Linked DNA regions of Homo sapiens: region 2 is linked to region 1. A link is an interaction called in ENCODE POLR2A ChIA-PET data of the cell type or tissue named here. Cell type or tissue: K562. All regions are shown on one strand.

Evidence for each region. Peaks named below come from ENCODE experiments on the same cell type or tissue, not always from the same donor. Only the 100,000 strongest peaks of a DNase experiment are listed, where the experiment ranks them.
Region 2: POLR2A ChIA-PET joins it to region 1 with 7 read pairs; 12 of 35 experiments call an interaction of 5 or more read pairs at or near these places.

The regions. Positions count from the first base shown.
Region 1 is chr20:49,837,433-49,841,432 of GRCh38, reverse strand. It overlaps SLC9A8 (solute carrier family 9 member A8), which reads right to left. Exons shown (of 16, transcript NM_015266.3): 4 at 1,834-1,892. Among named protein-coding and RNA genes, the nearest start is that of MIR12122, 24 kb to the left of the region's middle. In K562, no CTCF peak of the experiment used is centred here; no DNase peak of the experiment used is centred here.
Region 2 is chr20:49,704,450-49,708,449 of GRCh38, reverse strand. The region is part of intron 1 of B4GALT5 (beta-1,4-galactosyltransferase 5); the gene reads left to right. Among named protein-coding and RNA genes, the nearest start is that of B4GALT5, 7.4 kb to the left of the region's middle. In K562, no CTCF peak of the experiment used is centred here; DNase peaks (open chromatin) are centred at 1,409 and 1,719.

The DNA of each region.
Region 1 (4,000 bases):
CTGACTTCCCACTGCTCCCTGCACATCTGGTTTCCAGGCAGGAATCCTACTTCTCACTCTGACTCTCCACAAATGCAGTCTCCTCCAGGAAGCCTGCCCCAACTTTTTTTTTTTTTTTTTTAGAGACAGGGTCTTGCTCTGTTGCCCAGGCTGGACTGCAGTGGTGCAATTATAACTCACTGCAGCCTCAAGCGATCCTCCTGGGCTCAAGCGATCCTCCTGCCTCAGCCTCCCAAGTAGCTGGGACTACAGGTGCGTGCCACCACGTCCAGCTACTTTTTCGTATTTTTAGAAGAGATGAGGTTTCACCATGTTGGCCAGGCTGGTCTCAAACTCCTGACCTCAGATGATCCACGTGACTCAGCCTCTCAAAATTCTGGGATTACAGGCATGAGCCACCGCACCCGCCCAAAATCTAACAATTTTTAATTGTTTTAAAGTCAATTCAAATTTTGATCTTTTTTTTTTTTTGTATTTTTTTAGAGACGGAGTTTCACCATGTTGCCCAGGCTGGTCTCGAGCTCCTGAGCTCAGGTGATCCACCCACCTTGGCCTCTCAAAATGCTGGGATTACAGGCATGAGCCGCCAACGCCCAGCCTTGATCAAATGATTTTTAAATCAGATCAAACAAAATGGGTTAGTGGGCAAAATCTACACATCAGGCTATATCCAGCCTAGGAGTAGAAAAAGGCTCTTCAGTCATGACCCACTCTTGGGTGGTTAAATGTAACCAAGTAGCAGGAAGGCAGAGATCCCACATGCAATGCGCTCCAGTGGGGCCTCCCCAGCAGAAGTGTGTCTTATCACTCTCCAGAGCTCAATATACATTTTCAAAATTTATTTAATATATAAAATATTTCATTACTACTATTTATAACAGCTTCAAATTGTGTTTTACGTTAGTCTATAAGGTTTGTCTTGCTAATTTTACACTCTACAGTTTCACAGGTCAATTAATCCTAGCACCTAGGAGCTTCATCAAAGTAGGAAGGGCTTAAATGTGATCAATTTTAGCCATATAATTCTTTATATTTTGAAATGAATCTTATTTCCCTCCACAAAATCAATTTTGTAGCATACTTGTTAATCTCGCCCTACTCAACATGGATGCTCAAGTTTATGTTGAAATTCCAGTTTCAATGAGTACTTGCACCCCAGGATGATGTTCATATTCTAATAACCTCTTTAACACAAGGGTATATATATCAGCAAACTGAGGACGGGGTGGTATGGTGGAGAAAACACTGCATATTCAGGCCAGAGGGTTTGGACACAAGACTCCACTCGGCCACTTTCTTTCTAGCTCTGTGACACTGAATACATCCCAATCTCCCTGAGTGTCACTTTTTTCATCTGTAAAAACGAGGTGATGATATTACAATACCCAGACAATCCACCTCACATGACTGTCATGAGAATAACATGAGCTACAATATATAAAGTACTGTGTCTCACAGTACTGGACAAGTATGTTTTATTATCCTCAGTTGTCAAAATGGAATTGGGAGCAATAAACAGTATTTAATGTTTAATGCTAATTAGAGAATTTTCCTGCCTAAAAAAGTAGGTTAGTCTAGGATTACAAAAATGCAAGTATAATAACAAAAAAAAATGACATTGGCGCCCATGTTCACTTGAAACAGCATGAGACTTATGCTTTTGCAAAAACTCAGATGTAAAGGCATCAACCTGTATCTAATAAAAAAATTAAAAAGTAATGGGATATATAACATAATAATATAAATAACTCCACTGATAGCCAAGTAATTACAAAAAAGCCAGCATAATGATCAATGTTACTAAAATTAAGAACAACCAAAGGGCAAACCTACCTTCCAATTCGCCAGTTTTTTAAACTCTATAATTTTTATAACTGCTCCCATGAGAATACCTACAAGAGAAAATGTAAACTTTAACATAAATTTAAGATATGAGAAAGATTACTCAAATTTAAGACATGACACAGCCTCAGGAGGTCCTGACGACATGTGCCCAAGGTGGTTGGGGCACAGCTTCGTTTTGTACATTTTAGGGAGACGTGAGACATCTATCACATGAATTTCTCACTCACATCTCAGGCAAACACACTAAAATGAAATACAAAAGTCAGGCTGTGGGGGAGGAAAAGTATTTTAAAGCAAGACCCAAGGACACTCTGCCTGGTGAAGATTTACCGCCTATCATTTTTACCATATCCACCCATTTTCAATGTGAAATGCAGAGTTTACAAGCTAAGTTTGCCGTGTACTGTTTATTTCCATCATTTTCAAAAAAGAATCCATGATCACTTTCTCAGACTCAAATAGCAGTTCCATGTTGAATATTTAGCTAGAAAAACACAAATGCTGAAAATAACCTAAAGTAAAAGTTCTGTGAAATTCCTGGAAGAAAACAGACCATCTAAGTTCAGGCATGTTTCCATAAAGCTGACAGGCTCATCACTCTTATAAAGTGGCCACCAAAAATAATTCTCAAAGAAGCAGCATGGGCACAATTTATGATTGCTCTGTTACTCCCTAGATAAACGACTCTTAACCCTCTGTTGGTTCACCAGAATCACCATGGGAACTTTTTATAAAATAAAGACGCCCAAGTAGAACTCCAGACCTACTCATTGTAGGGTAGGAGTTCACAGTCTCGGTAGGAGGTGACACAATCACAATCTCGGGTAGGAGGTGACACAAAGCAAGCCTGCAGGCCATTCCATGGATGCTTCAAAACGAAGACTTCACTTTCCCATGGAGGAAGGAGCTTTCGCCATCAACGAGAAGATGGAAGCACAGCTTACTGGGTGGGCAGGAGACAATACCAGAACACAGAAGCTGAGCAGGAAAAGGACGTGCACTAAAACTACCTCAGGGTGGGTAGTTTCAGGTGAAGAGGGGAGATAAGTTCATTTTCACTTTATAAACCTCCATGCTATTTGAATTGTTATATAGTATTAAAAAATAATAAAACTATTTTGAAAAAGAGGAAGGACCCAAGACAAAATAAAGCTGAGCTATAAAAGGAGTCAATGAATACACATTCCCTTGCCAGAGGGCATGGAGCATGGATTTGAACCCATCTCCTGCTACAGTTCCCCAACAGCTCCCATGTTCTTATTTTTTCAGGTTGTAATTACATTTTAAGGAGCTTTTACATGTTTTATTGGCCAAATAGTATGCGGATACTATGTAAAATGTCATAAATAAGACAAAAGCCCCTTTAGATCATACCCCACTTCCACCCCCATCTTCGTTCTCTCTCTTCCTAGCCCAAGGTAACCAACTATCTTGGAAAGTTTGGGAAATATTATATCAGGCCCTTCTCTATCCTCTTACATATATTTAACTCAACAGTACCAGGGTGTGAGTGTTTGTGTGTGTGTGTGTAAGTGTATGCATGGCACACCTGAGTGTATTTATTTATATAAAATTTATGGTAGTATAATGTATCATCCTACTACTTGCTATTTTGTTCAACATTAAGTCTTAGAGATCTAGTCAGGGATTATTATGTATAGATTTGCTTCATTCCTTTTAACAGCTGGGCAGGATAGTATAAAAATGCCACACAGAACCGACCAGGCGTGGTGGCTCATGCCTGTAATCCCAGCACGTTAGGAGGCTGAAGCGGGCAGATGACCTGAGGTCAGGAGTTCGAGACCAGCCTGGCCAACACAGTGAAATACAGTCTCTACTAAAAAAATACAAAAATTAGCCGGGCATGGCGGGCGCCTCTAATCCTAGCTATTCAGGAGGCTGAGGCAGGAGAATCACTTGAACCCAGGAGGCAGAGGTTGCAGTGAGCTGAGATCATGCCACTGCACTCCAGCCTGGTGGACAGAGTGAGACTCCAACTCAAAATATTATATAAAATAAAATGAAAATAAAAATAATAAAAAAAATTGAATAGATATTTTGGAAAAGAAGATATACAAATGGCTGAGAAACACATGAAAAGATGTTCAACATCATAAATCATTAGGGAAATGCAAATAAAAACTACAATGAGATA
Region 2 (4,000 bases), 130 kb after region 1:
AATGATCTGATACTTTCAAAAAATCCCAAAGCCCTTTGAAAAACTAGAACTGCATCTTAGTCAATCTTTTAGAGAATTTTTAAGAAATCATACCTCAATAAAGCTAGTGAGATGCTTTCATATATAGAATGTTGATAATTCATTTACATTCTACATAAACATTGGTCCTAAGATTTTAATTTATTTTTATCTTACTATTTTTTGAGATGAAGTCTCTCGCTCTGTCACCCAGGCTGGAGTGCAGTGGTATGATCTTGGCTCACTGCAACCTCTGCCTCCTGGGTTCAAGTGATCCTCCTGCCTCAGCTTCCCAAGTAGCTGGGATTACAGGCGCCTGCCACCATGCCCAGCTATTTTTTTTTTTTTTTTTGTATTTTTAGTAGAGACGGGGTTTTACCATGTTGGCCAGGCAGGCTGGTCTCAAACTTCTGACCTCAGATGATACGCCCACCAAAGCCTCCCAAAGTGCTGGGATTAGAGGTGTGAGCCACCGTGCCCGGCCATTCCTAAGATTTTAGACAAAAAAAAAAAAAAAAGGCTGGGCAAGGTGGCTCATGCCTTTAATCCCGGCACTCTGGGAAGCCAAGATGGGCGGATTCCTTGTGTCCAGGAGTTCAAGACGATCCTGGGCAACATAGTGAAACCTCGTCTCTACTAAAAATACAAAAAAATTAGTTGGATGTGGTGCCTGCCTGTAATCCCAGCTACTCGGGAGGCTGAGGTCAGAAGATCACCTGAGCCTGGGAGGTCGAGGCTGCAATGAGCCATGATTGAACCACTGCACTCTGTCTGGGTACCCAGAGTGAGACCCTGTCTCCAAACAACGATTTTAGAGAAGATACATGTTTTATATAATCAAATACAACTTTTCCTAATAACCACATGAAAATTTCAGATTTTCCCCATTCAAGTGTAGTCTGAAAATAGCCTTTTTTTTTTCTTGACATGAAAAAGCCCTCTGAATCCCTCAGCACACTCAGTTTCTGAGCTTTCTAGAATGAAATACATATGGGGAAATATGGGTTACTTCACTTCAGAGAATTAAAGAGCCTTATCCCGTGAAGGACACCTTTTTTTTTTGCTCCAAATCCACATGCACTCTTGCGCACATATTTGAGTATAGTGTTGTCCCTTCTTCTTAGGAGGAAGCCGTGTTTGGAGAACAGGTTGATGTTACAAAAGTAAACAGCACCACTTTTGACCAGGACTTTGGTGATGTTTTATGTTCTCTTTGTGGAGTTTTTGCTATATTGGAAGCCAGGTCTTGGGTTTGGAGTTGAAATTTTCTTTAGTAGAAAGAAAGTGGTTGGTTTTGGATAGTCTCAGCCATTCAAACAGTATTAATTACTGTTCCAGGATACCTAGCCGGCAGATGATTCTGTTCCAGCATCAACTCCCCCCGCCCCAGCTGAACAGGCCAGTGGGAGCCTTGTATAATAATCACCAGGAAGGAGGGGCTCTGTGTTGCCATGCCTCTTTAGAGCTCTCTGAGAGAGCAGAAATTCCAAAGCAGCAGAAGGCCAGAATACAATTGACTTCTTGCTTCCCTAAATTTTGCTGCTTTTTAGATCTTGGAAGTATGTTCGGCACATCTAATCACATAAGGCAAAGAAAAACCTTAGCACGTAAGAAGTGAGCAATGTAATGCTGCTGAGGCCTGTCAGAGAAATAGAGAAAAAGGGAGGTTACCACTGGCTAAGACAAACAGATAATCGTAAGCAAGCAGGTTGGGTGTGGGCTGAAGAGAAGAGGCAGGCCTATGTGCACTGTGGGGAAAAGGGCAGTTGTTCTTCACTTTCTAGTAGCCAATAAAGGTATGCTTGCCTTTGCACACGAGTTATGTTTTGTAGAAAATTGTGAGGAAAAATTAATGGGATTTTAAGATCCACTTAAAATCCTGGAGCTACCCAGGTACCCAGCATTTGAGTGTCATGTTATCAGTTATGGGAGATCTTTGAATTCTAAACTTTTGACTACATCTGTCAATTTATAGATGATCATATAAGTCAAGTTGAGTCATTAACTTGCCCAAAGTTGAGAATTATTAAGATATTCCTGAAGCACATACAATGTGGTTGAAAAGAGATCTGGGTTCAGATCAGCTTGGAGTGGGCAGATTCATTTTGTTTTCAAATAGAGGATACTACCTTTCTCAGGCTACTTGTCAGAATTAAGTAGAATATGCACATAAAAGGGCTTAGCACAGAGCTTGACACAAAGGTCCTTATGTTTATGATTTTTTTTTTTTTTTTGAGATGGAGTTTCGCTCTCTTGTTGCCCAGACTGGAGTTCTATGGTGCGATCTTGGCTCACTGCAACCTCCGCCTCCTGGGTTCAAGTGATTCTCAATCTGCTTCACCCTCCTGAGTAGCTGGGATTACAGGCACCTGCAACCATGCCCAGCTAATTTTTTTTTTTTTTTTTGTATTTTTAGTAGAGATGGGGTTTCACCATGTTAGCCAGGCTGGTCTCTAACTCCAGACCTCAGGTGATCCGTCCTCCTTGGCCTTCCAAAGTGCTGGGATTACAGGTGTGAGCCACTGCACCCGGCCTTATGATTCTTATTTATAACCATAGGAGGTGCCCTCTTGGTCTCATGCTCATATTAAACTGAGATTAGGTTTGGGCTCCTGTCTGACTTTACCAATAACTAGGTATGAATTTTTTTTCCTGTTTTCTGTGAACTGAGGAGACTGGACTATTGTGCAGATTCTAGGGTCCCTTTCAGATCTGAAGTTTCATGATTCTGAGCATGTGTGAATTGAACCTTTGAAGTAAAGAAGGAATCATTTTGTCAAGTAAAGACACTGTCTTTTAAAGTTCTGATTTCCCGTTGACTTCATCTCCTCCCCAGACTGCTGCGGTGAGAATGGTGACATGCTTGTGTGTAATCTTCAGACTTTATAGTTTCAGTCTTTGGGGTGAATGGCAAGGTCCCCACTGTGCAGTGCCATTGCTTTCGGACATTAGCCTGGGAACTCCAGACTTCGTGTCTCTACATGGAAATCTGTCTTTGAAATCATTGTCACTAAGGAAGGGAGGGAAAATTGTGCTGTCTTGGTCAAAGGAAAGAAAATCAGAAAGAATTTTTGGAAATATCTTTGGGATGTTAAGACCATTTTTTCCTTTTTTTGGACCATTTTTTTTGTCCTGTGGGCTAATCCTTTTACATTTTGATCTGCTAAGCCAGTCCTTTCCTCTGGCTTCACACTTCAGCTTTTAAGTGTGAAATAGAGCCCCAGACTCATTACCTCAATCCTCTAGGTAGTTGGATGTTAAATGAAAATGAATATTGCATTTGGATTCAGTAATTCTTTTTATATGGTGCCTTTTATACTGAGGAGCATTCCAGCTCCTGCTGGTTGCATGAATTCAGTGTTTTCCCAAGCATGGGAATCACATTAAATAATTTAGAGTGCTGCCCCTTCTCTACTTCCTCTTTTTTTTTTCTCCTTTTGTTAGTTTGAGTAAGCAATTATTAGACCCTGGGTATTGTTCCTCTGCCTTTGCAGGTGACGGAGCTACCCAGGTACTTTGCAGCAATCAGAAGCGAACCTGTTCATTGTTTCTGAGGCACCTTCATTACTGTCATCAATTATGAACAGTTCTCTTAGGTGGTTAGTAGCCTAATTATAAAGATGAAAAATATTGTGGAGTATTGGGTACCGGAAAGAGTAGGTTGTAAGACAGCAATGTTGTGGTTTTTTTTTGTTTTTTTTTGTTTTTTTTTTGAGACAGAGTCTTGCTCTGTCGCCCAGGCTGGAGTGCAGTGGCGGGATCTCGGCTCACTGCAAGCTCCGCCTCCCGGGTTCACGCCATTCTCCTGCCTCAGCCTCCCAAGTAGCTGGGACTACAGGCGCCCGCCACTACGCCCGGCTAATTTTTTGTATTTTTAGTAGAGACGGGGTTTCACCGTTTTAGCCGGGATGGTCTCGATCTCCTGACCTCGTGATCCGCCCACCTCGGCCTCCCAAAGTGCTGGGATTACAGGCGTGAGCCA